2 separate regions of the Mus musculus genome follow, and region 1 is linked to region 2. Evidence: chromatin contacts called from ENCODE Hi-C or POLR2A ChIA-PET data. All regions are on one chromosome and are shown on one strand. The core of a region is the stretch at or near the end of the contact, and the rest is flanking DNA. Distances in the headings are between cores, read along the strand shown.

What was found. A loop is a pair of places that touch in the nucleus more often than their neighbours do. ChIA-PET counts read pairs that join two places held with the same protein, here RNA polymerase II (POLR2A).
Region 1: a loop to region 2 is called in a map of heart, with 13 times the contacts of the local background. The contact joins the promoter of Rabepk here to the promoter of Gapvd1 in region 2. A Hi-C loop is called at or near these places in 1 of 37 maps with a recorded cell type or tissue (heart). POLR2A ChIA-PET finds 5 or more read pairs at or near these places in 2 of 5 experiments (Patski and embryonic stem cell).

Annotation. Positions count from the first base shown.
Region 1 is chr2:34,798,477-34,801,176 of GRCm38, reverse strand. It overlaps Rabepk (Rab9 effector protein with kelch motifs), which reads left to right and starts at 1,265. Exons shown (of 8, transcript NM_145522.4): 1 at 1,265-1,426. The coding sequence starts at 1,409.
Region 2 is chr2:34,753,967-34,756,666 of GRCm38, reverse strand. It overlaps Gapvd1 (GTPase activating protein and VPS9 domains 1), which reads left to right and starts at 1,435. Exons shown (of 27, transcript NM_001356441.1): 1 at 1,435-1,689; 2 at 2,108-2,401.

The DNA of each region.
Region 1 (2,700 bases), core at 16-2,515, 45 kb before region 2:
CATATAATAAATAAATCTTAAAAAAAAAAAAAAAAGAAAGCAGAGTGAGTGCATACCTCTAAATTCTTTGGCAGTCTATGGGAGCTTTCTGATAATTACAGGCAATCACAAAGACTCAGGTATTGGAAATATAATGGCAAAGTTGTGAAGAGAGCTGTAGCCCAATTTTACTTTGTCCATGAATTTTGGTTATATTTTCAAGTAACTAAATAAATAAATTGGAGTGGGAGCATTGTAAATCTTTTCTGTAAATCACAGCATTTGTATGGTGGAGGCAGCAGAATCAGGAGTTCAAGACCATCCTCAGGTATACAGTGAGATGGGAGGCAAGCCTGGACTGCATGAGACCCTGTCTCAAAATTAAAACCCAAGTTTTTCTTTTACTTGCACTAGTAAATTCTCTAGACAGCTGTGTTCCGATATTGCTATTCCCATTCTATCTATGAGTAAACTAGGGTTCAGAGAGGAGCAGACTCGTCAGACATTTCCCATTTAGTGCGGGAGCTTGTTTGAAGCCAGTCTGTCTTCCCTCTCCCACTAAAGACACACTACTTCTGTTTCTAGGCTGTCTTGAGTTCTGAGGGAAGTTAGTGAGCTCAGAGTATGGTACTCTGTTCACACATAGGCACATAGGCGAGCTATCTTTGTTTTAGGAAAGTCACGGGGCACCTATAGCTAGGACATAGATCAGAGAGGATGCAGATGAAGCTGTCAACAGAGGTAGTTTGTGTCTAGATAAAAATAATCACGGCTTTTACAAAGGACCAGCTCTGGGCCTCCATAAAAATTCCCGACTACAACCTCTATGGAAATCTTAAAATTTGTGTGTCGCTGAGAGAAGACACCAAAAGTATTAATAACTTTCCCCAAGAACATACAGTGTCAATGAACTTTTTATTCTTCAGCGTTTACAATAGGACCTCCTAGTTGTCCTTCGTGTTTAATCTCTCTGCTCAGCCTGTGAGCTCCCGGAAAGCCCAGGGCCTGTGGTCTGGAACGTGCTGTAACCACAAACAGCGATTATGGAAATAACCCGCTTTAGGATCCACAGTTTGAACCAACCTCAAACCTGCACAGGCAAAACCTAGCATCCTATGGCATGCAGGAAATCTCACTCGGGAGCCTGAAGCAGAATTCAAGGTCAGCCTGGCTTACGTGAGTTCCAACCCATCCTTCCCCTTCAGAAGTCACTACTAAGGACTGCTGTAACAAACTCCGTCGGGACCCGAAATTGGAGTTATGGACCGGATGCCAACCAGTACGCAGAGTTCCGGGAGGCCCTGACTAAGTTTGGCGCGTAGTCCCGGAGACCCGGAGGCGTAGAGCGGTTGGCCTGGACGCGCTTCCGGGACTGGGGAAGAGGACGGGCTCCTAAGCTCCGCCCCATGGGTGGAGCCACGTCCAGGACATGCGGGGGCTGCGGCAGGTAATAGGTGCTGGGCTGGAGGTCTCTTAAGGCAGTAGGCTTGAACTGGGTGGGAGGGGTAGTACCCATGGTCTCCGGCCGGTCAGTTTTGGGGAAAGCTGGCAGCCATTTCTCCCTGACCCCGACTTCTTTCGCGCGGAGATGTGGCCGGCAGAGGGGACGCAAAGGAGGTGGCTAGGAGAGTCCCCGCCACGCCGGCCCCTCTAAGCTCTGGGCTGACCCTGTGGTCATTAGCCTAGCCCGCTTGTGGGCCTCATCGGCCCAACTCTCCTTTAATTCCCTTTCTTCATTCGTTTGTCCTTCACTTCTACACTCTGCAGGTCCATTGGTAAGTTATCGGAATGAATCAGAAGGCCGGACATGCTAACATTTTGGAATCTAGTTTCGATACTTTTCTGTTACTTTTATTTTGAGACAAGTCTCACTGTGTAGCTCAAGCTGGCCTCTGCTGCCTCAAGCCTCTCTAGTGCCATGTAGTGCACCACCATGCCTGGCCGATTACAGACTTTTAAATAGATAGTTACATTCAGGGATGTAAGGGTGTAGTTCAATTGGTAGACTGCCTGCCTATCGAGAACTTAGCCCTGGGTTTGATCTCCAGAAGGCATAAAAAGGTATGGTGGTGTTTGCCTGTAATTCCAGCTTTTGGGAGGTGGCAGCAAGAGAAGCAGAAGTTCAGGGTCATCCTTGGCTACATAATGAGTGGGGGCTAGCCTAAGGTACATAAGACCGTGTCTCTAAATGAGTAATGAGTTTAAAAGAAAAGATAATTACGTTCAGAATGACTCCTGTAATATGGTGGTTAAATGGATACAGTCATATATATTGTGGTCTAAACCCAAGTCCTGATTAAGCCTTCCTGCCGAGGGTGTATGTGATGTATATTGCTAATCCCTGAGGCAGGAGCAGTAACTTGAGAGACTGGAAAGGGGTAATCTCTTTAAATAACCTTTGAAATTTTCTGGGACTTGAACCCAGAGCTTTGCCCATGCTAAACAGACACTCTACCACAGAGCCATGCCAACTCCTTGAAACTGGCTTTAAATATCCACTAGCAGTGTGAAAATTTACAGGAAGGAAAGATAGGGGCGGCAGTAATTACCACAGAATGCTTGTTAATTTTATTAAATTCCCACTGGGTGAGGCAGTGCAAGTTATGAAAGTCAGAGGAGCAACAGAAAGCCCAGTATTGCAGGCAAGGCCCCAAAAAGCCACAGAGTGAGATCCTGTCCGAAAATAACAGCAAAAAGATAGAGACCAGAAAACTTGGTTTC
Region 2 (2,700 bases), core at 186-2,685:
CATAACTCTTAGCTTCTTTAGAACCCTTCCCTTTCTTTTTATTTATGTATATTCATTTATGTATTTACACATTTATACATTCACACAATTTATTTGTGTGTTTGTTTGTTTGTTTATGGGGGGCAAGTTTTTGCCACAGTGGTGGTCAGAAAATATTGCAGGAGTCATTTATCCTTCCTCCCCTATGTGGGGTGTTTGGTGTCAAACTCTGGTGGTTCGGTTTGGTGGCAAATGCCTTTACTTGAAGGTTTCCTTTTGTGTCTTTGAAAGCCTTTCTTCAAGCTGGGCAGTGGTGGCACAAGCCTTTAATCCCAGCACTTGGGAGGCAGAGGCAGGTGGATTTTGTGCTCTGGAGCTCTGGAGCCTTTGAACACAATCTTCTGTTCAAGGGGGTTTTCCCTTATGCAGTCTACAAATTTTATATCCTCCCCCTCTCTTTTTCTGGATTTTTTTTCTTTTTCTTTTTCTTTTTCTTTTCCTTTTTTTTTTTTTTTTTTTTTTTAAACAAGATTTCTCTGTGTAGCACTGTCCTGGAACTTGCTCTGTAGACTAGGCTAGCCTTGAGATCTGCCTGCCTGTTTTTGCCTCCGCCTGCCTGTTTTTGCCTCTTGAGTGCTGGGATCCTGACTCATCTACCTTGGAATCTAGTCACAGCCAAATCTCTTTTCCTTTCTTTCTTTTCTTCTTTGGCCTTTTGAGACAGGGGCTCTGTATAATCCTGGTTATCCTGGAACTCTGAGATTGGTCTGATTTTGCCTTCCAACTGCTGGGATTAAAGTCATGGGCCACAAAACTCAGCCTAGGTCTTGATTTCTTAATTCAATATGGTCTCTTTCTCTGGAATCTCATAACACTTTGTAATTCTTCATAGCACTTTGTAATTTAGTTTATTGTTACAAAACTCAATCTATGGGAGATACTCTCCACTTTATATTGTAAATTGTATCCACTTGCTTTTTCATCTGGTTGGTGCTTTGTACAATGTAACAGACCCGACTGATAATCTTTAATTGAACTCTGTTGAATGGCAACATGGTACCAAAGACATTTTACTTGATACCCACAATGCTATTGTAACAAAGTAGCAAATAGGAAGCAAATTGTGACAAAAGAATTTCCTTTTGAGGCAGGGTCTCAAAGGATAGCTCCCGCTGGTCTAGACATCCTGTGTAGCTCAGGCTGGTTTAAACTTTTGTCTAATTCTGAGACATTTGCTTCAGCCTCCCAAAGGTTTTAGATTACAGGTGAGAGCTACCATGCTAGTTCAATTCTGATGATTTTTAAAGGAGGTGTATGGAAGACGGGTGGAAAGCTGTCTGGGATCTGATTTATGTTTGAATAGTTGGGAAGATGAGTTTTCACTTCCCCCTCCCCCCACCTTGGGGGCGGAGCATGAGACTCGTGGTGTTGCAGGATATATTCATTGTCTTCAATATTTTAAAGGGCTGTCAAGTGGGAACCAATTCTCCTTGCTTCCAGGCAGAATAACTACCTGCAAAGGGAGGAAAGACAAGGGAAGCAGATTTCAGCTCAGCAGAAGGCAGAACTTTCTAACATTTAGAGCTGTGCAACAGAGAGGAGCAGGCTGTACTCCTGAGAGGTAGTGAGCTGATACTGGAACATCCGAAACAGAAGTGAGACGTGGAGGCCATTCCTGCTTGGGTGGGAGCTGCACCGATGACCTTTAAGGTATGTTCTAGCTCTAAGGTTTCTGGGACTGTTCACTTCTGCTAACTTGACGCGTCCTTTCATTTTTTTTTTTTTTTTGAAAAAACAAAACCGACCTAAGCCTATTTAATGTAACACAGTTTACAGTTTATTTAATGTAATGTTATTTTTAAATAACACAGTTACAATAAAAATCGACAAAACGAGAAGTGGGAAATTATATTTATAAGTTAAAAATGAAGATACCGTCCAATTGGCATAGCTTTTAAGTGAAAGGGGAAGAGCGAGAGAGAGAGAGAGAGAGAGAGAGAGAGAGAGAGAGAGAGAGAGAGGAGAGAGAGAGAGAGAGAGAGAGAGAGAGAGAGAGAGAGAGGCTGGCTATTGGATGATGTTCCGAGCAAGAGAGGAGTGTCATTTTTCTTCCACCCGTCTTCTCTAGCACCAGGTACACGGAGACGTGAGGGCGGAGGATCGGCGTACAGGTCCTGGCAAGGCGGTTCGCGACCGGGAGCGGAAGGGCGGCCGTGGTCCGGACCACCGATCCCAGGGGCCCCCGCGGCGCCGCGCACGCGCACTGCTGAGGGGGCAGCGCCGCCGCAGGAGGCAGGGAAACCGACTGGCGATCTGTGGCGGCGGCTGGGCGGCGGTGGCAGTTCGCAGCGAGGGCGACGGCTCCGAGGCCGAGAGGCAGTCCAGCGAGGACCTGGGCGCCGTCCTCCGCATGACCTCACCGGTGAGTGCGCGTCCCCGGCCGGTCCGCACCGCGTGCCCCGCCGTCTGGCCTAGCACCGCAGCCCGCGCCTGACGGCCGCCCCGCCCCGGGCCCCGGGCCTGCCCCGTGCCCGGCGTCGCTCGGGTGGGAAGCCGCGCGGCCGGGCCCCGCGAGAGGGGTGGCGGCGTGCGGGTTCCGGCAGCCTGCCTGAGGCGGCGGGGACACAGGGCGCATGGGGGGGATGGGGTGGGAGCGCGACGGGGCGGGAAGGGGCGCAGTAGCGCGGGTCGCCTCTGTGGGCGTCCGGGGCAGGTGGGCAG